Regions from separate parts of the Homo sapiens genome. Here all the other regions are linked to region 7. A link is a contact called in ENCODE Hi-C or POLR2A ChIA-PET data. All regions are on one chromosome and are shown on one strand. Each heading gives the region's core, a stretch centred on a gene start or an enhancer-like site at or near the end of the contact. The rest is flanking DNA. Distances are from core to core; before and after follow the strand shown. Region 1 holds the start of FBRS (fibrosin). Region 2 holds the start of RUSF1-DT (RUSF1 divergent transcript). Region 3 holds the start of PHKG2 (phosphorylase kinase catalytic subunit gamma 2). Region 4 holds the start of SRCAP (Snf2 related CREBBP activator protein). Region 5 has its middle 17 kb from the start of PRR14. Region 6 has its middle 30 kb from the start of MIR4519. Region 7 holds the start of KAT8 (lysine acetyltransferase 8).

Region 1 (3,285 bases), core at 432-2,931, 460 kb before region 7:
CACCCGCTAATTTTTGTATTTTTAGTAGAAACTGGGCTTCACCATGTTGGCCAGGATGGTCTTGAACATCTGACCTCAGGAAATCCGCCTGCTTTGGCCTCCCTAAGTGCTGGGATTACAGGCATGAGCCACCATGCCCGGCCTAGAGATACTCTCTTGCTTAGAGGATTCTCCTGTGTGGAGGGACACTTCTGAATCAGTGCCAGATGATACTGTGACCCTAGACCGTGGTCTGGGTTCTCCCAATTCATTTATATCAAGGAGACTGAAAGGCCTATAGTGGGTCAAGGCCTTGAAGATCAAGATGGCCCTGAATTCCTGCTAACATGCAGGCCAGGACCTGCTGCTGGATTCAAGAGCTACGGCTAGGCCAGGTGCGGTGGCTTACGCCTGTAATCCCAGCGCTTTGGGAGGCCGAGGCAGGTGGATCACAGGAGCCTAGGAGTTCGAGACCAGCTTGGCCAACATGGTGAAACCCCGTCTCCACTAAAAATACAAATATTAGCTGGGTGTCTTGGTGTGTACCTGTAATCCCAGCTACTCAGGAGGCTGAGCCAGGAGAATTCACTTGAACCCGAGAGGCAGAGGTTGTAATGAGCTGAGATCGCACCACTGCACTCCAGCTTAGGGAACACAGCCAGACTCTGTCCCCCCCAAAAAAACAAAACAAAACAAAGAGCTAAGAGTAATGGGCCATAATGAAGCACTCACGACGACTGTCATAGGTGCTTGACCTGCACATGTCCCTGCGACAGGGAATTAGTCATTTTATGGACGAGAAAGCAAGGCAGGCATGTCAGCGCGCTGTCCACTTTTAAAACGGTAACCCGGGCAACCGAAGGCCAGAAATGGCTGTCTCTTTTTTTTTAAGCCAGTCACATTGAGCAGTGGGGTGCATCTTTCATAACTGAGAGGCATCACAGGGCAGTGGCTGACATAGACGTGGCTAGGAGACTACCAGCCCGTCTGTGCGCGCATTCCTTTCCGTCCCAGTAAAATGGGGCTGACAGCATCTCCTTCATGGAATTATTACCAAACGCAGTCACAAACGCGGAGAAGCGCTCATGCAGGTGCAAGGCGTTTTCGAATTGCTAGCACTCGGGACCGCTGCCAGCAGCCGCGCCTGGAAGGGACGCGGCTGCCTGTTAGTGCGGCCGGCGCAGGCGCAGGCACAGCACGCGGCCGCTCGGGCCACCCCGGGCCGCGGAACGACTCGCAAGCAGCCAGCCTGACGGCGGCGCCGCCACGCGCGTGCGCGAGACGCCAGGCTGTCTGTGGGCCGCGCCGAGCGGCGGAAAGGCGGCGATGACTTAACTGGCTGTGGAACGGAACCTCTTGCAGCCGCGCGCCCCCCGGCGGCCAACCGCCCCCAACGCCTCAGGCCCCGCGTCTCCGCCCCTCGCCTCGACGCCATCAGGAGACCGGCCAATAAACAAACAGCAGGAAGAGGCGGGGCCCTGTAGTAACCGCCCCAAACACCTACTTCTAACCAGTCGAGTCACAAGACTGGGGGGAAGGGCGGAGCCAATCCGACGTAACCCAATCCAAGATTTGAGGGCGGTTACATGCACCCACTCCCTCGGGTTTGGCTCCGCCCCTCACCTTGACGTAGCCCTCCCAGCCTATCAACGACTGCGCCCGTTGGGGGTGAGGGGAAGGGGGCGGAGCGTGGGAGGAGGCCGAGAGAGGAAGGAGGCGTAGGCTGAGGAGGAAGAGGGAGGAGGGGTAGGGAAGTCCTGGCGGAGAAGCGCCCTAAGACTCCAAAGGAGACAACAGGAGTTTGTGCTGGAGCTCCCCCGCTGCCCATCGGCCGTTCCGGATCCCCTAAGGCCCAAGTCGGACAGAGACGGAGGAAAGGAGGAAGAGACTTTTATGTCGGCGGACAGGGGAGCTGTACCCGTCACCGTTGCCTCACATCCGGGGCTTTGGAGGGCTGGCCTCGCTGCCCCGCCCCGCCTCGCGCCTTTCATGGCGACCGGAGGCGGAGGCTGGAGGAGCTGGGCCCGGAGGAGGCCCCTTTAAATCTCCTTAAAGGGGTGGCCACTGAACTCGGCGGACTGCAACGCCAGCCTTAAAGGGGAAGCCGCCGAGCAGACGCTGACAAATTGAGAACTGTGCCGTTGGGAGAACTGGGGCGAGTGGGGTTTTTCTTTACGTCCTCCTCCCCCACACACAAGAAGTCTTTTAAATTCAACTTAAAGGGGAAGTGGCCGCTTGTGGAGGACTAGAAACTAACTCCGAGCCCTTAAAGGGACGGCCTGCTGTTAGAAGGACCCTGGACTCCTTAAAGGGGTGGCCTCTTTGAGCCGGAGGACTTGAGACACTTTTAAAGGGGAGGTCTGCGTTTCGGGGCGAGCTTTCGGCCCCTTTTAAAGGGGTGGCCCTTCCTCTTCCTCGGGGAGACTTGCATCGACCCCTGGCAGGGGGTGGCCACCGCACTAGGCCGCCGGACACTGTCGGGTCGTCTTAAAGGGGCCGGGAGCTGGACAACTTGGGGCCTCGCCTTAAAGGGACGGCCGCCCCGTTTTCGCCGTCGCGGCCCCGCCGAGCCCGCAGGGGGGGCCCTCGGGCTTGTCGCCCCGGGGGCGGCGCCGGCTCCCCGGGCCGTGGCCTTGGGGCAAGCTCGGGGCCAGCAGATCCGGCTTTAAAGGAGAAGCCGTGGCCCTCTCGTCACTGTGCAGCCGCCAGCGCCGCGCCTGCGACCCCGGGCCTGCGGACAGGCCGCTTCGGGCCCCGCCGCCTCCGGATGCGGCGCTGAGGGCGGTCGCCATGGAGACGGCAGCGGCCGCGGCCCCGGGTCCGGGCTGGGCAGCAGAGGGGGAGCGCCGACGGCGGCGCTGCTCGCGCCGAGACCGAGACCGGGAGCAGCGGCGCCGCCGAGGTCCAGGCGGCGACGCGCCCCGGGCCCTGTTGGCCGCCCCGCGCGGCTCCTCGTCCTCGTCGTCGCCGCCGCCGCCCGCCAGGCCTTGGTCGTCAGCTTCGTCTGGAGAGCGGCCTGGGGGCCCGAGACGCCGGCGGCCCCGTCCGAGACCTCGACCCCCGCGACCCCGAGCTCGGAAGCGGCCTGCCGGCTCGGGCAGCCGCGGGGAGGAAGAGGAGGAGGAGGAGGAGGAGGGGGGCGCAGACGACGGCGAAGCCGAGGAGGAGCCTGAGGAGGAGGAAGAGGAGGAGGAGGACTTGATCGATGGCTTCGCCATCGCCAGCTTCGCCACCCTCGAGGCCTTGCAGGTGGGGCCTAATGGGGCTAGGAGACTTTGGGGGTTTCCGAGGGGCAGCAAGGAGGGG
Region 2 (3,626 bases), core at 515-3,014, 390 kb after region 7:
TTGAACCCGGGAGGAGGAGGCTGCAGTGAGCTGAGATTGTGCCACTGCACTCCTGCATCCCAGCCTGGGTGACAGTGAGACTACGAGTCTGGAAAAAAAAAAATAGAGATGGGGGTCTCCCTATGTTGCCCAGGATGCCTCAGCCTCCCAAAGTACGAGGATTAAAGGCGTGAGCCACCGTGCCCGGCCCAGTTTTCTCAGTCTTAATGGTAAAGGTGTAAACAGGAAGCTCCTGTTTTCTCAAAAAAATCCAGAGAGGCTCACAAGGGATGTGGCCAGACTGATGCTACGAATGGAAAGCGCTTTTCCTTAGATCTATTAGGTTGGCTCAAATGTAATTGCGGGTTTTCCATTACCTTTAATGGCAATAACGACAAAGAAACCCCGCAATTACTTTTGCACCAGCCTAATAAATATCCCCTGCGAGCAGTAGTGAAAGACAAAGGACAGTGGCAAAAGCCATGGGGCCTCCTCGTGTAGAACATGTAACAATTTCCCTTTTCTGTTCTATTTCCCTCTCTGGGTGGCATGGTACCAAACTGTATTTTTTTTCCTTAAACAATTTTTTAAAAGCTGTACATATTCAGCAGATAGTCACTCTATTATTTACAGCATCATCTGGTATCCCAGAGCATACACAATACCTTCCATTCTTTCCAGGCTCTCCTCTCTCCTTCTCAGGACCAACTATATCTTTTTTTTCTGGAGCTCACCAATTTCCCCTATCCTGGGCAGCTGGCAGTTTTATTCCATCAATTGCATTCTTATGCAATCTTCCACAAAGAGAATAGGGATAAAGGGGAGGGGACGGGATTTGGGATCCAGATGATTGAGACTCAGAAGTCTGTGTGGGGAATGGAGTGCGGCTGCTAGGCTGGTGAGTGGGATGAGGGTCTTCCAGATGTGGGAAGTAAGACTGGGTTACAAAGCACCACTCTAATCACTGGGGAGACCTGCCTGAATTCTACCTAATGGGGCACGAGTCCATACATATATACACATAAGAGCCCAGCGAAAGCAGGGCTGAAAGCAGCAATACGTGAGGCTCCAGGGGTGCAGCTCACCTTTCACGAGCCAGGTGGCCGTGGCAGCTGAAACAGTGGCTTTTGCGTTCCCCACCCCTATGCCCAGCAAGACTGCCTGGGTGGCTAGGGAGCCGGAGAGGCTGGAAGCAAACGCCTGGAGAAGAAAACAAGTAGGGTGAGAAGCGGGCGTAGGAGCGTGGCGGTCTAAGTGCCTTCATCTGTTCTTGTTCTTGGTGTATGAGGCATGTCAGACCCCCCGCCCCCCGGGCTCCGAGTCTCAGTCACCCGTCCATTATTGGGGAGGGAGGAGTGGCCTGCACTGTCCTCTGCCCCAGACGACCGAGCTGACCTGCACGGAATCCCACAGCTGGTAGGGCAAGTAGTCCGGGCTGACGCTATCAGGGAAGCCCTGAGGCAGGAACACGGCCTGGAGCCCGGAGAGGGGCGGTGAGGGGGCCCCGGAAGCCCCCACTTCGCCCGCATCTCGTCCTTCAGGTTTGACCGTGAAGGCCCTGGAGAGCCCCCACCAGCGCCAGCCCCCGACCTCCCACTGCAGGCTCCCGTCCGCGGCGGCGCGGCAGCCCCGTGCCTCCCCGGAGCCGAACTGCTCGGAACACAGCGGGGTCTCCAAACCCGCGTCGTCAGCCATGCCGAGCTTTTGGATCCCAGCCCCGCCCCTGCCGCACGGTGGACGTGGCAGGCGGCACTTCCGGCTGGGCTACCGCGGCTGCAGAGGGACATCTTTCAAGAACAGGCGCCGGCCTCGGCGTCCGCCGCGCAGTTAGGAAACTGACTGTCGCTCTCTCCGGCCTCGGCGCTGCTTCGGACGCCCCGGCACCGGCCCCCGTTGCTTTGTAGCATTCTGCAGCTGGGCTGCAGGCGCCGTGGGCCTCCGCCAGTTGTGTTCGAGACGCGGTTCGGCCACAGAAGTTTTAGCTTGTGACTTTTGGCAAGTCAGTGGCCCTCTCTGGGCCTCAGGTGCCTTTTTTGCTGTGAGACCAGCGACTGTATTTTTAACCCTGATTTTATCCCTAGATCTACCCAACACATAGTAGGTGCTCAAAAGATATTTATGAGTGAATGAATGCATCATGAGAAGAAATTGGACCAGATGAGGCCCTGTGAAGCTGCTTGGGTCTTTTTTTGTTCTTTTTTTTTTCTCTCTTCTGAGTGTCCCTGGCCTGGACTAGAAATTCTCCATCCTTCGGCCTTCTGCGAGACTGCAGGAACATTACTTTTGAAGGATGCTAAGGAATCCGAGGGATGAAAAAAATCAAGAGATTGCAATGATGTCACAAAACAAGGAAACAAGGCAGGAAGTTCTTGTGTGTTTTTTTGCGGGAGAGAGTCCATGAAATTGGGGGGAGTCCAAAGAGGGAGTGTTTCTGTCCTTGGAACTCACCTTTTCTTCTTTCCATTTCTCCTCTTCTCCTTCCCATCTAGTGCAGCATCTTCACTCCGAAGCAGAAATTTGCCAAAAAAGCATCCTCTTTTTATCAGAAAATAAAATATCCTGGTTTCTTAGCCTGGCATTCTTGGATCCCCACAGTTTGATCCCAACCGACAACTCCTTATTTGAAACTTCAGATTCTCCCAAACCGTCACCTTCCTCGTGGACTTAATCCTGGAAGGCCCTTCTACCCCACTTCGCCTTATCTCACACAAACACAGTCTCTCTCTGACTGAGATAAACTTGAACACTTCTTTTCTTTTCTTTTTTTTTTTCTTTAAATTTCGGGTTTCAAAATACAAATGGCCTAATCACAACATTTCTGTAATGTTGTCTAAATTCAGGTACTGGTTTGAATAGAGGACAAAAATAAAACAAGGTTTGAAGACTAAGTACTTTAAAAACATATTTATTTAAATAGAGGCAGGGCCTCCCTATGTTGCCCAGGCTGCTCTCAAACTCCTGGCCTCAAAAGTGATCCTTGGGCTGGGCGTGGTGGCTCACGCCTGTAATTCCAGCACTTTGGGAAGTCGAGCCAGGTGGATCACTTGAGGTCAGGAGTTTAAGACCAGCCTGGCCAACATGTTGAAACCCCATCTCTACTAAAAATACAAAAATTAGCTGGGCGTGGGGGTGGTGTGGCCATAATCCCAGCTATCCGGGAGGCGGAGGCAAGAAAATCGCTTGAACCGTGCAGTTGTCATTAACTCCGTGTTTGTTATCTCTTTTTTACCAATGGTTTGCCAGTTTCTTCTACAAATACCTGTTGCTACCTATGTGCTCATTGGGATAGTGAGCAAAAACAAACAAGGGTCTTGGTCTTTTGGAACTTATATTAGGGAAGGATATTGATCAAATCATACAAATAAATGCAAAGTTGGAACTATTTCAATTGCTGTAGAGGGGTACATGTTATTTAATATGAGGACTTTTAGAAGGAGAATTGAGCTAATCAGTGGAATCAAGGGAAACTTTTTTTTTTGAGATGGAGTCTCCCTCTGTCACCCAGGCTGGAGTGCAGTGGCACAGTCTTGGCTTACTGCAACCTCCACCTCCTGGGTTCAAGTGATTCACCTGCCTCACCCTCCGGAGTAGCTGGGGTTACAAGCATTCACCACCACACCCAGCTAATTTTTGTATTTTTAGTAGAG
Region 3 (3,376 bases), core at 371-2,870, 370 kb before region 7:
CGATATTGACCTATGGAAACCCTTTCAATCTGGTTCCTGTGTCCTTGTGATAAGCCCCGCTCATTAGTAATGTCTGGCACAAATCACTCCAGACTCACCTTGTACTTTCCCTGCTGAAGCCTAGAAATTGGCCATTTCTCCTGAAAAGACTTAGTTCCTTTTATTGGGTACTGTTATTGAGAAATCAGCATCTAGACACTAGGCGTTCTACTGGGAAGTTACTGCTTAGGGCATTCTGAAAGCAGAGGTAAGAGCCAGTAAATAGTTAATGTTATCTACTTTACATCTTTTAAAAATCTTTTTAAAAATTCCAGTCAATCATAGGGTTCTTTCTCCACTTTCCCCATTCCAGATTCCAGATTCCAGATTCCCACAGTTAAGAACCTTGGCTTCCAGTCACATCAATATATTGATTACTCAGCTTCAGAATTATTATCCTGTTATATTACCAAACAACAAATCTAAGTAAAGTTCAAGATTTTTTGCAATTTTGCCTTTAGATTGATGGTATAGAGTCATAGTACTCTATAAAAAGTTACCTGAATTCATTTTTCTTCCCTCATAATTGTAATCCCAAAGTGTCATTTCTAAGATAGCTGTAGGGAGATAAGTTAATTCTTTTCCTCTTTGGCTGGAACATAACCTCCACAGGGTAGGGGTGTGTGTGTTGTTTCATTGCTCTCAGTCTAGTTCCTAGGTCTTAGACGGTCATAAAAATTTGTTAGTGAATGCCAGGTTTGAGCTATGCACTGAGTCACTCCTGGCAGAATCTAACAACCTGGTGGGTTTAGAACAGAGTGTGATACAAGGCTTTTGGGAGAGGGTGGAAGATTGAGAAAGTGTGTAAATCCCAGATAGTAAACGCTAGGGCTTTGGATGTATTTAGGAGGAGTTGAAGCGGACACAGAAAAGGCTTCCTCTGGCATTTTAAGTCCGAACTAAGAGGCCAAGCTGGAGTCCAAGCTGCGTGTGTCCAAATGTTTTAAGGGCTGGAGTGTACTCAGGACAGGCGCTTTGGGCCAGGCTGCTAATATTGAAAAGAGCTTGCTGGGCGTTGTGGCTCAAGCCTGTAATCCCAGCATTTTGGGAGGCTGAGGCGGGAGGATCGCTTGAGCCCCGAAGTTCAAGGCTGCAGTGAGCTATGATCGCGCCACTACACTGCAGCCTCAGCGTGGGCTACAGAGCGAGACCCTGTCTGAAAAAAGAGAAAATGCTGAATTCAGTTAGGGATGCTTGGAGGAGACCGAGGGAACCCTGCTCAAGTCTGGGAACTAGAGGCGCGGGAAGGTCCTGCTTCCCCGCCACCCAGAGATCACGTTTCCCAGTAAACCCAACTTCCGGGTCCCATTCCAGGCCTCCAAGCCCACGTGACAACAAGCTCCGCCCTCTGCTGTCCCGCAGATGCCACTCGGTGATTGGCCGCGTCTGAAGCCGCGCCCCGGCGTCGCGTTGCAGCCTTAGGTCCAGCCGAGCGCCGACTCACGCCCCAGCCCCAATTGGGCGGCCGGTTTCCAATTGGAAGGGCTTCTGAGCCTCAGTCTTCGGGCGGCGCTGACCATTGGCGGGCAGGATGGAGGCGGAGCCTTGGGTTGTCGCCCGCCGCCGGGGGTTAAGGTGAGCGACTGCAGGCAAACCCGGCGACAGCGCAGCTCGCGTCGACCCTGGCTCCTCTGCCTGCCCCCTCAGGTGAGCCTGCGCTAGACCCCCGTCCCCTTCCTGCGCCCGCCCGAATGCGCCTGCGCGGCAACAGCCGCCTGCCCTTGCGCCCCTTCCCCCTGCCTCCTGGGCACATCTCCCCACTCCCCTCCCTGCCCTGCCATCCTCCCGCCCCCAGGCTCTTCTGCGGGGTCTCCCCAGTCCGGGTCCTTCCCCCACCCCCCCCCACCCCCCAGGACCCTGGCGCCCCAGCTGCAAGGGCTGCGCCCCCGGGAGCCGCCATGCGGGTCGTCTCAGAGCCTGTGGGCCTCCCTGCCCTCACTGCCCTCCTCCTCCGCGCAGGCCCCCGCCTCCTTCAGGATGACGCTGGACGTGGGGCCGGAGGATGAGCTGCCCGACTGGGCCGCCGCCAAAGAGTTTTACCAGAAGTACGACCCTAAGGACGTCATCGGCAGGTAAGGCCGCGGCCAGGGAAACGGAGGTCCAAAGAGGTCGAGCCCCAGCATTCCCGCTTCCGTTTGAAGGCTGGAGAGTTCGCGGGTGGTGGTGGTGGTGGTGGTGGTGGTGGTGGTGGTGGTGGTGGTGGTGGTGGTGGTGGTGGTGGTGGTGGTGGTGGTGGTGGTGGTGGTGCTGCTGCTGCTGCTGCTGCTGGTGGTGCTGGTGCTGGTGGTGGTGGTGCTGGTGCTGGTGGTGGTGCTGGTGGTGGTGGTGCTGGTGGTGGTGCTGGTGGTGGTGCTGGTGGTGGTGTGTGTGTGTGTGTGTGTCTTTCGGTGGTGGTGGTGCTGGTGCTGGTGGTGCTGGTGGTGGTGGTGTGTGTGTCTGTGTGTGTGTGTGTGTCTTTCAAGTTCAGGTTTTCTCAGGAGAAGACTGGATAGTTGGTTTTGTTTGTTTGTTTGTTTGTTTTTGAGACGGAGTCTCGCTCTGTCGCCCAGGCCGGAATGCAGTGGCGCGATCTCGGCTCACTACAACCTCTGCCTCCTGGGTTCAAGTGATTCTCCTGCCTCAGCCTCCCGAGTAGCTGGGATTACAGGCGCGCGCCACCACGCCGGCTAATTTATATTTTTAGTAGAGGCGGGCGTTTCACCATATTGGCCACGCTGGTCTTGAACTCCTGATCTCGTGATCTGCCCGCCTCAGCCTCCCAAAGTGCTGGGATTACAGGCGTGAGCCACCGCGCCTGGTTGACTGAATAGTTCTAAATGGGAAGAATCAGTGATCAGTGGAGAACACCTAGTGACTAGACTCTTACCTTGGGTCAACCCCATTTTTTCACGGATTCATTCATTTATGCCTTCAACACAAAGCTCAACACGGGGAGGGCAGAAAAGATGCGTATGCCCTGGAGGTACTCCACCCGAAGTGACTGAAATTGGCACGTGAACGTTAAAAAGGCATCAGGCTAGATAGGTAGAGGTCTGTATCAAGTGCTATGGGATTCCAGAAAAGCACACCTTCTCAGGAGGAGTCACCTTTGGGCTGGGTCTTGAGGTATGAGTAGGAGTTCAGGGGGGGGTCTTTAAAATCGCAAAAATGTATGCGTGTGGTAGATGTCTCCAGCTTTCATCAGATTCTCAAAGAGGCTCATTAAAGCTGGGTCATAATTAAAACATGGCCTCAAACTCAGATGCCCTTAGTGGTTGCGCAGGAAATTGAAACTGTGAAGTGGCCAAGAGTAAGAGAGTAGGAAGTGTTGTGGAAGGTGGAGGGTTTTGCCCCACCT
Region 4 (3,396 bases), core at 413-2,912, 420 kb before region 7:
CAGGGCTTCCTAACCTGGCCTCTTAGCGGGGGCTTTAGGTGGTAAAATTTTATGACAGCGAGTGCATTCTTGTGGCTTAGACTGCTTGGCTAGGAATCTTGACTTCAGGATCTGTCACTGTGTTTTAACGCCTGAGCCTCAATTCGTTTGTAAAATGGAGCAGTTAGGATTAAAAGAAATAATCAAGGCACCAAGTAGTGTCAGTAGAAGGTAGCTGTTATTTATTGTTCTATTCTGGGGTAAAGGTATCAGATTCTCAAAGGGATTCTTAATCTAGAAAGTTTGCGAAGAGATGGCAAAGGTGTTTGAAAGCTATCAGGAAACCATCCTCGCGTAAAACGAAGCAGCGCTACAGAAGTGGGCTGCCATGGGAATCGGGAGGCCCAGGTTCCACTGCTAACTTGCTGCAGCTTACTGGGTGATCTGTAAATAAAAAGGGAGGTGGCGGTGGTCCGAGCTGGCAGCCGCAATGCAGCCCCAGGTAGATCTAGGGGCAAACGGTAAAGGCGCTCCGAGGAAGGGCGAGCGCGCAGCCTCTGGGAGACTACACCTCCCAGGCTGCCTTGCGCACCGTGCTGCACCCTACGCTAGCACGCGAGCCTCCCCGTTCCCCCACCCTCCAGTTACTGTCTCTCGCGAGAAGACGGGCCGCGCCGGCGATAGCGATTCCGAGCGAGTGGTGGTGGTAGTGGTGGTGGTGGCGGCCGAGACGGCGGCGGCCATTTTGGTGAGGCCTCGGGAGCGGCAGCGGCGGTTCGCTGGGAGTAGCGTCTGCCCTTTTTCCCACCCACCGTCCGCATCTGTGTGCTGCGCGAAGAGGCAGTGGAGGCAAGGCGGTGGCAGTAGCCGCAGTCTCCAGGGGAGTTTAAAGGCCGCGAAGGCGGTGGCCAAGAGGGGGCCCTCCCCCCTCCTAGGCGGGAGGGGGGGTGGTGCGCACGCCCCCGAGGACGCAGGTAAGGAGAGGGAGACAAGATGGCGAACGCCCCACAGTTCCCCCTCCCATGACGGCTGACTGCGCGCGCATCTTTCCGCCACCGCCTCCCCCCCACCTTCCCGGGGTGCTGCGCGCGCACCCTCAGCCGGGGCCCCGGGGCCGGTGCGCGAGGCTGTCGGCGCGCGCCCATAGAGACAGACTGAGGGGGTCAGGCCGGCCGGCGCTGGGCCCCGGCGTGTCTCCTCTCCCTTCCCGCCCTTCTGCGCACGCGTGCCTGAGCGAGCGAGCGAGCGAGCGAGCCCTGAGAGGACGGACCCAGGTGCGCTCCTGCCCGCCCACCAACCCAGTCACCCCTCAGGGGCGCGCGGGAAGAGGAAGGGGGGCGTGGGACGAGTAGTCGGGGCGCGCGCCCACCACATCTAGCCGGGGGACCAGGACCTGGTGGCACGAACCCTCCCTTCTCTCAGCCTTTCGCGGTCGGGTGATGGGGGGGCTCCCTGACGGGCTTGGATGACGAGCTTCCCAGCCCCGCGACCCTTGTGTGCGTGGGCTCGGGTTCTGGCGGGAGCCCCTGGGCCGTGCGCGCAGCCGGCTCGCTCCGCCTCCAGCCGCGCACGCGCGGGCCCCTCCCCCGCCCGGCGCGCACGTTGGGTGGGGTGGGAGTCTGGAGGGGGCGGGGCTATCTCAGGGCTAGTGGCAACTTGGGCAGAGGTCAGGGGTCACGCGAGGTCAGTCCGTCGGGAGGGCTAGGGAGATGGTCACGAAACCTGAAGTCAAGAGTTAAGGCTTGTTGGCTTCTGGTGAGCTCGGGTCTTGGGAACGTGTGGCGGAGTAGGGAGTGAATCAAAGCCGGCACTGTGGTTTAGGAATTTCCTTAAACACTGGGGAAGCATTTCCGGGCCTCCTGCGGGTTCACACTGCCTGTTTCCGGCGCGTGGTTCTTGGCAGTGCGGCCTCTCGCTTTTGACTGCTCCTGAGTCTCCTTTTGCTGTGGTTCTTGTATTTGGGGAAGTGTCTCAAGGCGCAGGTATGGGATATACAGCGCCCTGCCCTGAATCCTGGGCGGATTTTCCTGTGACCAGCCTGTTTGTTGACTCTTCCCGGGAGTTCCACTCTCACTTCTGCGTTCAGCCCTCACTGGAAAGGCCCGCAGGCAGGTAGCACCTTTCTGAGGTTCTGGATGTGACAGCTTTTTTTTGCTGTATTTTTTTTTTGTCTTCCATTCTGTGGTTGGAGCCTTTACACTTAAAATTTTTGAACTTTCTTTCTTCACTCCTTTCCTGCTCCTGCCCCCAGGCAGGATCGTATGTCCCTCCGGAATTCACAAAACATGATTTGCATTTCCCTGAAATGTGAGATTTTCCTACTACTGTAGTTTTTCTGTTTCTAGTCTTTTAACTGATTTGGGTATATTTAAACGTCTCAAAAAACTGGAGTAAATAATACGCTTTGATGGATGTTTCAGGTGTGATTCCCTTCAGTACGGCGGCACCGTGGAAGTGCAGACTTTCACAGGGGGTGTGGTCTCAGCTCACACAGGTGAGGGATCTGCTACCATTTTGTGTGCTGATGCTAATGGGAGAAATGTTTGAGATAAAGCAATTATAGGTCCGTATTGGGGATTTTCACTCTAGAGAAGCATGGGAATGTTTGCATGTGATTTTTCTGTAGAGGGTTTGATTATAGTACAACAACAGAACTGAGGCTGTGGGTTGAGGAAAACGTGGTCAACCTGGCTCTACCAGGAAGAGTAGCAGGTTTTCCTTGGTTTTGGCATCAGACTGTGGATTGAAGCCCTCCTATCACTTTTTTACTGTGTAACCTTCCGCAAATCATAAGGTCTTAACTTCGTAACTTACAAAACAGATTATATTAGAATGTAAGCTACATTTAGGTCGGGAATCCTTTCTGCATGGCTATATCCGTTGTGTGTAGGAGGAAGTCAATATTTGTTATGCTGTGAAAAGCACTTGGTTTTTAAGGTAGGTGTGAGGATTATAGAACACATCAAACAGGTACTAAAAGTATCTTATACATAGTAAGTGCTCAAGAAATGTAACCTGTAATTTCTGTGTTTCTCTTTATTCAGTGTTATTTCTGGTTTTTTAAAAATACTTTTTCATCCCCTTTAACTGCATTTCTGTCTTTTTTTTTTTTTTTAACCCTACTTTAGGTGCTCCAGAGGCTGGTGGACCTGAGCGGAGGCTGGGACGCCCTGGTGGGCCCCGGGCCCTGGAAGGCGGGTCCCGGTGGCCGGTGGCCCAGAATGAGGCCAGCTCCCAGCATGCCCTGCAGCCGGACGCCAGCCCCTCGGCCAGCAGTACTGGTGATAACAACCCAGTCATTCTTCAGGCATCCAAGGGGGAGCCTGGGAGTGGGACCATGCAGAGCAGCCCCTCCCCTGCTCACCCTCAGCTCCCAGTCCTACAGACACAGGTTTGAAAGTGGGAAGAGTTCCTTCT
Region 5 (3,529 bases), core at 612-3,111, 480 kb before region 7:
CTCCTGGGCTCAAGAGATCCTCCCGCCTCAGCCACCTGAGGAGCTAGGACCACAGGCGCCCGCCACCATGCCCAGCTATTTTTTTTTTTTTTCATTTTTGTTTTGTTTTGTTTTGTTTTATTTTTTGAGATGGAGTCTCGCTCTGTCGCCTAGGCTGGAGTACAGTGGCGCAATTTCAGTTCACTGCAACTTCCACCTCCCAGGTTCAAGCGATTCTTCTGCCTCAGCCTGTGGGATTAGAGGCTCCCATGACCATGCCTAGCTAATTTTTGTATTTTTAGTAGAAACAGGGTTTCACCATGTTGGCCAGGCTGGTCTCCAACTCCTGGCCTCAAGTGATCTGCCTGCCTGAGCCTCCCAAAGTGCTGGGATTAGAGGCATGAGCCACCGTGCCCAGCCTCGTTTGGTTTTTTATTTTTTAAATGTTTGGTTTTTTTATTTTTTTATTTTTTTTGAGACAAAGTCTCGCTCTGTCGCCCGGGCTGGAGTGCAATGGCATGATCTCGGCTCACTGCAACCTCCACCTCCCGAGTTCAAGGGATTCTCCTGTCTCAGCCTCCCAAGTAGCTGGGATTACAGGCATCCACTGCCACGCTGGGCTAATTTTTTTGTATTTTTAGTAGAGAAAAGGTTTTTACCATGTTGGCCAGGCTGGTTTCAAACTCCTGACCTCAAGTGATCCGCCCGCCTTGGCCTCCCAAACTGCTGGGATTACAGGTGTGAGCCACCGCGCCCAGCAATATTTTATTTGCTTTTGTTTTTGTTTTTTTGAGACAGAGTTTCACTCTTGTTGCCCCAGCTGGAGTGCAATGGCACGATCTTGGCTGGCTGCAACCTCCACCTCCTGGGTTCAAGCGATTCTCCTGCCTCAGCCTCCTGAATCTCTGGTATTACAGGCGCCTGCCACCACGCCCAGCTAATTTTTGTTATTGTTAGTAGAGACGGGATTTCGCCATGTTGGCCAGGCTGGTCTCGAACTCCTGACTTCAGGTGATCCACCTGCCTTCACCTCCCAAAGTGCTGGGATTACAGGCGTGAGCTGCTGCGCCTGGTGTGTTTGAGTTTATACTGGGTAGGGAGTCATGGTTAACGCCTATAATCTCACCCAGAGTCTGAGATGGGAGGCTCCGTTGAGTCCTGGAGTTCGAAACCCCGTCACTACAAAAAAATATATATAAAGAAAAAAAAATTAAGCGGGCGCGGTGTGGCACCTGTGGTCCCAGCAACTCGGGAGGCTGAGGTGGGAGGATCACTTGAGCCAGGGAAGTCGAGGCTGCAGTGAGCCAAGATCACGCCGCTGCATTCTAGAATGGGCGACAGCCTAAAAAAAGTCAGCCTTAACAATAACAAAAAAGACAATGGCTAGGGCCCCTCCCAACCTTTCATGCCCTACCCGGAGCCCCTGCGCGGCCCTTACATTTAAAAGCCCCTTTGGGAGGCTGAGGTTGGCGGATCACTGGAAGTCAGGGGTTCAAGACCAGCCTGGCCAATATGGTGAAATCCCGTCTCTACTTAAAATACAAAAATTAGCCTGGCGTGGTGGCGGGAGCCTGTAATCGCAGTTACCCTGGAGGCTGAGGCAGGAGAATTGCTTGAACCCGAGAGACGGAAGTTGCACTGAGCCGAGATCGCGCCACTGCACTCCAGCCTGGGTGACAGGGCGAGACAACGTCTCAAAAAAAAAAAAAAAAAGCCCTAAAGGACCACTCTTGGATCTGATCCTGAGAAAGTCCCTTAGAAAACATGGCGACGCCAGCCTCACCACCTGTTTCCAAAAGCAGTGTGACGCCCTTCGCTCCCTTAGTCAAGCTAATCTTACTAAATAAGGAACAAGCTTCCCCTGAGGCTTGCCCTTCAGCGCACTGGCACTGCCCACCCGAACGGGCGTCACGGATCCTGGTCAGTCTCTAGGATCGCGCTCGCTGATAGGACGCTTCTGGTCGAACGTCCAAACAAGGTGTGCGGTGATTGGGCCGCGGAGGGCGGGGCGTTTGAACGGCGCGTGCGTGGGAGTTCCCCAGGCCGGCGTCATTAGGATCCTGGTGGGCGGTGGGACTTGGGTTCAAAGAAGACCAAGCAGGCAGACGTGTTCGGGGGCCCGCGGGTTCCGAGACTGGAGACTGGACCTTTGGCTGTCCCCACGTGCATTCTAGGTCAACGGTGCGGTGGCAGAACCCTGGGGCTCTCCCCCGCGGAACTCGGCCCTGGCCGAGGCCCCAACCACGCTAGTAGGAGGAGGCCGAGCATCCCTCCTCGAAATCGCGAAATCCCGGCCCGACAATGTAGCCACGGAGTCGAAAGCCGCGTGCGAACTTGGCACTCACAAAGCCTAGATAACCGTCTATTTTCTCCTGTAAAATAGGAGGGATGGACCCCCACAGATCATTGTAAAAGGTTCTTACAAAGAAAAATCCTCCTGGACTGGGCACGGTGGCTCACGCCTGTAATCCCAGCACTTTGAGCGGATCACACTTCGAGACCAACCTGACCAACATGGAGAAACCCCGTCTCTACTAAATTAGCCGGGCGTAGTGGCGCATGCCTGTAATCCCAGCTACTCTGGAGGCTGAGGCAGGAGAATCGCTTTAACCCGGGAGGCAGAGGTTGTGGTGAGCCGAGATCGCGCCATTGCACTCCAGCCTGGGCAACAAGAGCGGAATTCTGTCTCAAAAAAAAAAAAGAGAGAAAAGAAAAATCCTGGAAGTCAAGTAAAAATGTGTGAAGGTGTTTTATAAAATATGAAATATCTAGAATACACAAATCTATAGAAGGACTCGGGGAAAGGGGAGTGAATGCTAATAAATACAGAGGTTCTTTCTGGGGTGATGAAAATGTACTAGTACTGATTGTGGCCGCGCTAGCACAAAAATCCGTTTCATTGGCCAGACGCTATGGCCCAGGGAAAAAAAGAAGGACTAGGGGGAATGGGGAGTGAATGCTAATGAATATGCAGTTTCTTTTTGTGGTCATGAAAGTGCACTAAAATTTTCATGCTAGCACAAAAATTGAATTGTACACTTCAAATAGGTGTATTTGTGATGTGCATTCTAGCTCCATAAAACTCAAAATGTGTGAAAATTCTTTGTAACTTTACTAAAAATTGGGGGCACTCTATAGTTTACAAAACTATCCCCATCCAGGCAGGGCACGGTGGTTCACACCTGTAATCCCAGCACTCTGGGAGTCTGAGGCGGGCGGATCACCTGAGGTGAGGAGTTCAAGACCAGCCCGACCAACATTGTGAAACCCCGTCTCTACTAAAAATACAAAATTAGCCGGGCGTGGTGACGCATGCCTGTAATCCCACTTACTCGGGAGGCTGAGGCAGGAGAATCGCTTGAACCCGGGAGGCAGAGGTTGCAGTGAGCTGAGATCGCACCATTATACTCCAGCCTGGGCAACAAGAACAAAACTCCGACTCAAAAAAAAAAAAATTCTCCATCTAGTCCTCTGAGGTGAGCAGCATTTTGTTTGTTTGTTTGTTTTGTTTGTTTTGAGATGGAGTCTCGCTCTTGTTGCCTAGGCTGGA
Region 6 (3,652 bases), core at 641-3,140, 270 kb before region 7:
GCTCAAACTTCCTTGTCACCAATCCTGTTCTTTCCAAATCCCTGGCCATCCAGCCAAATCATGAGCAACTGCCCATGCGTTAGTATAGGTCTGTACTTCTGGCTATTTCTCATTCCAGACATAGCAAACAATCAAACATACTAGTCAAAATTCCGGCCACTGCGAGGCCATGACAGCAGATTTTGCAGACTCTTCTGTAGAATGAGAGATACTCCAGGAGGTCATAGACACTAATGGAGGGAGAGGAAGACAATGTAGCAAGAGTTGGTGTTGGGCTGGGTGCCGTGACTCATGCCAGTAATCCCAGCACTTTGGGAGGCTGAGGCAGGAGGATCACTTGAGACCAGGAGTTTGAGACCAGCCTGGGCAACATAGTGAGACCTTGTCTCTACTAAAAATGAAAAAGTTAGCTAGGCGTAGTGGCACATGCCTGTAGTCCCAGCTACTTGGGAGGCTGAGGTAGGAGGGTCACTTGGGCCTGGGAGGTTGAGGCTGCAGTGAGCTGTGATCATGCCACTGCACTCCAGTCTCGGTGACAGAGTGAGACCCTGACTCAAAAAACAAAAAAAAAAAGTTGGTGTGAAGGAGTGGATTCTTCTATTGGTGTTTGCCATGTTTGCCATGGACACTGAGCGTTACCGGATCTGCTGGATCTCAAGCACCACACAGTAGACCAGCATGTGATGTAATGCAGCCTGGACTTGCTGCAGAGCCTTCTCTCGCTCCAGTCCCTGCTCAAAACTAGCAGCATAGACCGGGCACTGTGGGTCATGCCTGTAATTCCAGGATTTTGGGAGGCTGAGGTGGGTGGATCACTTGAGGTCAGGAGTTGGAGACCAGCCTGGCCAATATGGTGAAACCTCATCTCTACTAAAAATACAAAGAATAGCCAGGCATTGTGGCACATGCCTGTAATCCCAGCTACTTGGGATGCTGCTTGGCAGGAGAATCTCTTAAACCCGGGAGGCAGAGGTTGCAGTGAGCTGAGATCGCACCATTGCACTCCAGCTTTGGCGACAAAGCGAGACTCTGCCTCAAAAAAAAAAAAAAAAAAAAAAAAAAAAGTCCGGGCGTGGTGGCTCATGCCTATAATCCCAGCACTTTGGGAGGCCGAGGCAGGCGGATCACAAGGTCAAGAGATCAAGACCATCCTGGCCAACATGGTGAAACTCCGTCTCTACTAAAAATACCAAAATTAGCTGGGCGTGGTGGTGCGCACCTGTAGTCCCAGCTACTCGGGAGGCTGAGGCAGGAGAACTGCTTGAACCCAGGGGGCAGGGGTTGCAGTGAGCCCAGATGGCACCAATGCACTCCAGCCTGGTGACAGAGTGAGACTCCGTCTCAAAAAAAAAAAAAAAAAAAAAAAAAAGGGAAAAAACAAACAAACTAGCAGCCTTACAAATACTAATTTGCTCCAAGAAAGATACTGTATCTGGGAACAGCAGCTACAATTGGAGTCACCATCTGATAAAGTTTATGATAGTCCACAGTCATTCTCCGAGATCCATCTGACTTCTGCACAGGCCACACTGGTGGGTTAAATGAGCATGTGATAGGTGTCATCACCCTTGCTTCTTTTAATTTTTTGATGGTGGCATTAATCTCTGTGCTTCCCTCAGGAATGTGGTATTTCTACTGGCTTCTTTTCTCTGTAGGGAGGGGAAGTTCCAGGGGCTTTCACTTAGGCCTTCCTGTCATATTGACCTTCAGTCTATGAGTCAGAGAGCCTATGTGGGGATTCTGGCACTATGTCAGTTTTCAATCAGTTGTCTCAGCTCTAAATGTCACCCTCCAGTACCTGCTCTAAGATAACGGGCTGGACTTCTAATACATTTCTCCTTGCAAAGAACATGATGTTATGCTTTGTCAGTAGAGGGCGCTGGTGGGACATTGCAAGAAGAAGGGGAAGCTCTTCCTGGTTCTGGTCCTGTTGAGGTTTCATTTTTCTTGCTCTTGCTGCAGTTTTTCAGGGGCAGATCCCAGTGGTTCTCTGCCCTAGATGCATGTCCAGAGTGAAAAGTCCTTGGGAGGCTCAAAGACCCCAGTTTGCAACACTTTACCACGTTCCCTCCCCCAATATGGACACCACAAATCCCATACCACATGCCGCCTTTGCTGTGAGTGGCTCCTGGCACTTGGATAGTTTTTGCACACCCACCACTGGTCCTGACCTTTATTGGCTTTCTCTAGCACTGAACTCTGGCAGAGCACGCTTCTCCAGTACTTGGCTTCTGTAGCAGTCTAGCTTTCTCCAGCACTGTGCTCTCACCAAGCGCACTTTATCTAACAGGTAGAAAGCATGGCTTTCTCTGCCACTTGGTTCCTGTATGGGTAGAGCTTCCTCAGGCACTGGGCTCTCGCTGAGTCTGCATGCTCTCGTGCTTGACTCCTCTAATAGCCTGACTCTCTACAGTGCTTGATCCTTGCACTGGCAAAGCTCTTTCCAGCAATGGGCTCCTGCAGAGTGAGTTTCCTACAGTTCTTGGTTCCAACAGTGCTTGGTGGAATAGCAGCTTCACCTGATACCCCAGAGGGCAGATTTCTAGGAGGTCTCATTTGGTGAGGCATGTCAGTGGCTTCTCTGCCATGCCTTTCAAATGACATCTGGATCTCAGCCCTTGTGGGAGAAGATTCTTCATTGGATACTGTATCTCAGCCCCGGGGATAGTAGCTGATCTTTATATCTGCCACCTCTGTATTTCTGCATTCTTTTTTTTTTTTTCTTTTTATTGAGACAGCACTCTGTTGCCCAGGCTGGAGTACAGTGGTGCAATCACAGCTCACTGCAGCCTCAAACTCCTGGGCTCAAGAGATCCTTCAGCTGGGCGCAGTGGCTCATGCCTATAATCCCAGCACTTTGGGAGGCCGAGACAGGCGGATCACAAGATCAGGAGATCGAGACCAGCCTGGCCAACGTGGTGAAACCCCGTCTCTACTAACAATACAAAAATTAGCTGTGCATGGTGGCAGGTGCCTGTAGTCCCAGCTACTCCGGAGGCTGAGGCAGGAGAATTGCTTGAACCCGGGAGGCAGAGGTTGTAGTGAGCTGAGCTGAGATCACGCCACTGCACTCCAGCCTGGGCAACAGAGCGAGACTCCATCTCAAAAAAAAAAAAAAAGAAAGATCCTTCAGCCTCAGCCTCCTCAGTAGCTGGGACCACAGGTTTGCACCACCATGCCTGGCTAATTTTAAAATTTATTTATTTATTTATTTATTTATTTATTTATTTATTTTTTGGAGATGGAGTCTCACTCTGTGGCCCAGGCTGGAGTGCAGTGGCGCGATCTCAGCTCACTGCAAGCTCCGCCTTCTGGGTTTAAGAGATTCTCCTGCTTCAGCCTCCCGAGTAGCTGGGACTACAGGCGCCCACCAACACGCCCGGCTAAATTTTTTTGTATTTTTAGTAGAGACGGGGTTTCACTGTGTTAGCCAGGATGGTCTCGATCTCCTGACCTCGTGATCCGCCCACCTAGGCCTCCCAAAGTTCTGGGATTACAGGCATGAGCCACTGCGCCCGGCTTAAAATTTATCTTTATTTTTTGTAGAGATGAGGTCTTACTATATTGCCCAGGCTCTCTGTATTCTTTAGAATTGTCTTTAGCTCTCATTAACCAATTCCCTATCATTCCAATCCCCTATCAATAATTCCTT
Region 7 (3,366 bases), core at 290-2,789:
CCAGAATAGTCTCGATCTTCTGACCTCGTGATCCACCCGCCTAGGCCTCCCAAAGTGCTGGGATTACAGGCGTGAACCACCGCACCCGGCCTTTTTATTTTTTTTGAGATGGAGTCTGGCTCTTGGTCCCCAGGCTGGAGTGCAATGGCGGGATCTCGGCTCACTGCAACCTCCGCCTCCCGGGTTCAAGCGATTCTCCTGCCTCAGCCTCCCGAGTAGCTGGGACTACAGGTGCGTGCCACCACGCCCGGCTAAATTTTGTATTTTTAGTAGAGACGGAGTTTCACGGTGTTAGCCAGGATGGTCTCGATCTCCGCCCGCCTCGGCCTCTCAAAGTGCTGAGATTACAGGCGTGAGCCACCACGCCCCGCCCAACTCGTCCTTTCTTTAGACTTTATCCTGTGAGGGTGAATTATGGCCTGTCCCTGGACACACCCGTTCTGCTTTCCCCGCACCAACTGTATCCCAAATAGGGGAAGTAGTCTCTTCAACCTTCAAAAATGGGGCACTGGCTGGGCACGGTGGCTCACGCCTGTAACCCTAGCACTTTGGGAGGCCGAGGCGGGCGGATCACCTGAGGTCAGGAGTTCGAGACCAGCCTGGCCAACAGGGTGAAGCCCTCTCTCTACTAAAAATACAAAAAATAGCCGGGCGTGGTGGCGCGCGATTGTAATCCCAGCTATTCAGGAGGCTGAGGCAGGAGAATCGCTTGAACCCGGGAGGCGGAGGCTGCAGTGAGCCGAGATCGCGTCACTGCACTCCAGCCTGGGCGACAGAGCGAGACTCCATCTCAAAAAAAAAAAAGGGGGGGGGGCGGGGAGCGACATTAGGCCAGCGCGAGTGTGCGGCTCCAGGCCACCAGGGCGGCCGCTCTGGCTCTGCCCTGTTAAAGTGGGGGCAGCGCCCGCTGAAAATTGGCACATCTTGGCTTCCGCAGGTACCAGGGCCTTTAAAAAGGTTCAGCTGGCCGGGCACGGTGGCTCACGCCTATAATCCCAGCACTTTGGGAGGTTGAGGCTGGCAGATCACGAGGTCAAGAGATCAAGACTATCCTGGACAACATGGTGAAACCCCGTCTCTACTAAAAATACAAAAATTAGATGGGCGTGGTGGCGCGCGCCTGCAGTCCCAGCTACCCGGGAGGCTGAGGCAGAGGAATCGCTTGAACCCGGAGGCGGAGGTTGCAGTGAGCCGAGATCGCGCCTCTGCACTCCAGCCTGGGCGACAGAGCATGATTCCGTCTCAAAATAAATAAATAAATAAATAAATAAATAAATTAAAAAAAGGTTGAGTTGAGTCATCGCATGAGGTAAGTCTGTCTCCTCTCCTCACCCATAGGCTGCAGCCACAGGTCCGCACGGAAAACCAGGAGCTCCAAGACTGCCGCACACTCAACATCCAACTCGCGGGGCCGCGGGGACGGCCACAGAAGCCAATCGGCTCCTGCTACATCACAGACCCCGCCCTCAAACCTTGAGGAGCCCGCCCCACGCACTGCTGACCCGGAGCCAAAAGAACTGCGTGGCGTCCGATTCTGGCGTCACTTCCCTTCCCGCGATGGCGGCACAGGGAGCTGCTGCGGCGGTTGCGGCGGGGACTTCAGGGGTCGCGGGGGAGGGCGAGCCCGGGCCCGGGGAGAATGCGGCCGCTGAGGGGACCGCCCCATCCCCGGGCCGCGTCTCTCCGCCGACCCCGGCGCGCGGCGAGCCGGAAGTCACGGTGGAGATCGGAGAAACGTACCTGTGCCGGCGACCGGATAGCACCTGGCGTGAGGGCGGGGCCCAGGGCTGGGGGCGGGGCGGAGCTCAGGGCCAGGGGGTGGGGCGGGGCCTGAGGACAGGCTGTCAGTGAGGCCAAGATCCGGGGGCTGGGAGTGGAGAGGAGGAGGGGCGGGGCTTGAGGAAAGAACGCCGCGTTCCGGGCGCTGAGAAACCAGCCGGGTTGTGGGAGGCTGTTGACCTTGAATTATGCCGAGCGACGCCTACAAACCCACCGCTCAGGCCTTCACCAGGATTGTTCCCATTCCACTTCCTTGCCCAGTCTTAGGCTTCATTCCTTTTTCTTGCTAACGCTGCTTCCTCACCCTCTCTTGTCTCTGCGTCTTCTTTTTCCATTTGTCCCTGGCAGCCATCCGCAGAGAGAAGACCTTCCAGAAACAACAGGCTTCCCTTTCCTAAAGTTCTGCTGCCTTCTCTCATTTTCAAAATTAACCCCAAACTCCTTAGGGTGGCATTCATTTTTGTGACCTCTCCAGTTTCTAGCCAACACTAGGAAAGGGCATTGCCAGGCCAGAACACACTGTGCCCTCTGAAGACCACACGCCCTTTACCACCTGTGCCCTTTGCTTGGAATGCTTTTTCTTCCCTTTCTCCTTGTTTGCCTGCCTAGCTCCTACTCATCCTCTTAGCTTCATATCCTTTGTGATGTCATCCTTGATTCCCCTTCAGGCAAAGTGAGTGGTTCCCTTCTCTATGTTCCTGCAACATTTTTTTCCTACCTCAGTCATAGTTTTTGTAACATTATGTTGTAATTTTCTCTCTCTGTCTTCCTCCATCATACTGGGAACTTCTGGAGGGCAGCACTTCTTGTGATTCATCACTGTGTCCTCTGTACCCGGCAACAACACAGCATAGGGCCAGACACGTAGTGGTTGCCTTACTCATTTATTGAATGCTCTGCTAATTGTCAGGTGCGCTGCTAAAAATTTTGGAGGCATTAATTCACCTTCTAAGGTTGGTACTATTATCCCTTTTGTCTTTTTTTTTTTTTTTTTTTTTGAGACAGGATCTCGCTCTGTCACCCAGGTGGGATTGCCGTGGCACGATGACAGCTCACTGAAGCCTAGACCTTCTAGGCTCAAGTGATCCTCCCACCTCACCCTCTCAGAGTGTTGGGATTACTGGCATGAGCCACTGTGCCCAGCTGTTATCCCTTTTCACAGATGAAGAGACTGAGGCTCAGAAAGATGGAATAACTTGCTCAGTTACACATAGCTAGGAAGTAGGGAGCTGGAATTTTGTGTATTTTTTTTTGTTTGTTTGTTTGAGATGGAATCGCTCTCTGTTGCCAGGCTGGAGTGCAGTGGCGCCATCTTGGCTCACTGCGATCTCTGCCTCCCGGATTCAAGCGATTCTCCTGCCTCAACCTCCTGAGTAGCTGGGACTACAGTTGTGCGCCACCACACCCAGCTAATTTTTGTATTTTTAGTAGAGACGAAGTTTCACCATGTTGGCCAGGATGGTTTTGACCTCTTAACCTCGTGATTCACCCACCTCGGCCTCCCAAAGTGCTGGGATTACAGGCGTGAGCCACGATGCCCAGCCCTGGAATTATACATTAATGTAGGTTATCTTAATCCAGAGCCAG

What was found. Hi-C counts contacts between places; a loop is a spot of excess contacts on that map. ChIA-PET counts read pairs that join two places held with the same protein, here RNA polymerase II (POLR2A). Pooled maps may share reads with other maps.
Region 1: a loop to region 7 is called in a map with no recorded cell type, with 17 times the contacts of the local background. The contact joins the promoter of FBRS here to the promoter of KAT8 in region 7. A Hi-C loop is called at or near these places in 1 of 37 single-sample maps with no recorded cell type and 11 of 50 pooled maps. POLR2A ChIA-PET finds 5 or more read pairs at or near these places in 5 of 52 experiments (B cell, CD4-positive, alpha-beta T cell, H1 and 2 more).
Region 2: a map of CD4-positive, alpha-beta T cell shows a loop between it and region 7 (4-fold over the local background). The contact joins the promoter of RUSF1-DT here to the promoter of KAT8 in region 7. A Hi-C loop is called at or near these places in 2 of 168 maps with a recorded cell type or tissue (CD4-positive, alpha-beta T cell and naive thymus-derived CD4-positive, alpha-beta T cell), 1 of 37 single-sample maps with no recorded cell type and 11 of 50 pooled maps. POLR2A ChIA-PET finds 5 or more read pairs at or near these places in 5 of 52 experiments (CD4-positive, alpha-beta T cell, CD4-positive, alpha-beta memory T cell, H1 and 2 more).
Region 3: a loop to region 7 is called in a map with no recorded cell type, with 10 times the contacts of the local background. The contact joins the promoter of PHKG2 here to the promoter of KAT8 in region 7. A Hi-C loop is called at or near these places in 1 of 37 single-sample maps with no recorded cell type and 6 of 50 pooled maps. POLR2A ChIA-PET finds 5 or more read pairs at or near these places in 4 of 52 experiments (HepG2, OCI-LY7, PC-9 and 1 more).
Region 4: a map with no recorded cell type shows a loop between it and region 7 (11-fold over the local background). The contact joins the promoter of SRCAP here to the promoter of KAT8 in region 7. A Hi-C loop is called at or near these places in 2 of 37 single-sample maps with no recorded cell type and 10 of 50 pooled maps. POLR2A ChIA-PET finds 5 or more read pairs at or near these places in 1 of 52 experiments (naive thymus-derived CD4-positive, alpha-beta T cell).
Region 5: a loop to region 7 is called in a pooled map, with 8 times the contacts of the local background. The contact joins the enhancer-like site here to the promoter of KAT8 in region 7. A Hi-C loop is called at or near these places in 3 of 50 pooled maps. POLR2A ChIA-PET finds 5 or more read pairs at or near these places in 2 of 52 experiments (IMR-90 and activated T-cell).
Region 6: a loop to region 7 is called in a pooled map, with 7 times the contacts of the local background. The contact joins the enhancer-like site here to the promoter of KAT8 in region 7. A Hi-C loop is called at or near these places in 5 of 50 pooled maps. POLR2A ChIA-PET finds 5 or more read pairs at or near these places in 5 of 52 experiments (T-cell, activated B cell, activated CD8-positive, alpha-beta memory T cell and 1 more).

What each region holds. Positions count from the first base shown.
Region 1 is chr16:30,656,750-30,660,034 of GRCh38, forward strand. FBRS (fibrosin) reads left to right here and starts at 1,682. Exons shown (of 18, transcript NM_001105079.3): 1 at 1,682-3,228. The coding sequence starts at 2,770. RefSeq lists silencers at 1,098-1,357, 1,388-1,467, 1,518-1,697, 2,518-2,747, 2,818-2,867 and an enhancer at 1,948-2,397.
Region 2 is chr16:31,506,700-31,510,325 of GRCh38, forward strand. It overlaps RUSF1-DT (RUSF1 divergent transcript), which reads left to right and starts at 1,765. Exons shown (of 2, transcript NR_186401.1): 1 at 1,765-2,337; 2 at 2,474-2,867. It overlaps RUSF1 (RUS family member 1), which reads right to left and starts at 1,692. Exons shown (of 13, transcript NM_022744.4): 1 at 1,375-1,692; 2 at 1,065-1,179. The coding sequence starts at 1,674. RefSeq lists enhancers at 678-1,393, 1,394-2,108, 1,673-2,242 and silencers at 1,403-1,462, 1,523-1,572.
Region 3 is chr16:30,746,805-30,750,180 of GRCh38, forward strand. It overlaps PHKG2 (phosphorylase kinase catalytic subunit gamma 2), which reads left to right and starts at 1,621. Exons shown (of 10, transcript NM_000294.3): 1 at 1,621-1,686; 2 at 1,999-2,111. The coding sequence starts at 2,017. RefSeq lists silencers at 1,368-1,667, 1,708-1,847.
Region 4 is chr16:30,697,509-30,700,904 of GRCh38, forward strand. It overlaps SRCAP (Snf2 related CREBBP activator protein), which reads left to right and starts at 1,663. Exons shown (of 34, transcript NM_006662.3): 1 at 1,663-1,734; 2 at 2,400-2,473; 3 at 3,108-3,370. The coding sequence starts at 3,317. LOC730183 (a long non-coding RNA gene) reads right to left here and starts at 1,552. Exons shown (of 2, transcript NR_144637.2): 1 at 1,373-1,552; 2 at 199-423. RefSeq lists enhancers at 474-563, 594-783, 1,440-1,734 and silencers at 904-1,313, 1,454-1,683.
Region 5 is chr16:30,632,495-30,636,023 of GRCh38, forward strand. No RefSeq gene overlaps it. Among named protein-coding and RNA genes, the nearest start is that of PRR14, 17 kb to the right of the region's middle. RefSeq lists enhancers at 972-1,923, 1,924-2,874. Within about 2 kb of position 1,862, at least 38 of the 41 ENCODE cell types and tissues checked have a DNase peak (open chromatin) inside an H3K27ac peak, as active enhancers do.
Region 6 is chr16:30,843,006-30,846,657 of GRCh38, forward strand. It overlaps a transcript of BCL7C not described here. Among named protein-coding and RNA genes, the nearest start is that of MIR4519, 30 kb to the right of the region's middle. RefSeq lists enhancers at 1,616-1,705, 1,746-1,845. Within about 2 kb of position 1,891, at least 9 of the 41 ENCODE cell types and tissues checked have a DNase peak (open chromatin) inside an H3K27ac peak, as active enhancers do.
Region 7 is chr16:31,116,125-31,119,490 of GRCh38, forward strand. KAT8 (lysine acetyltransferase 8) reads left to right here and starts at 1,540. Exons shown (of 11, transcript NM_032188.3): 1 at 1,540-1,768. The coding sequence starts at 1,558. It also overlaps a transcript of BCKDK not described here. RefSeq lists silencers at 1,358-1,584, 1,484-1,833 and an enhancer at 2,004-2,123.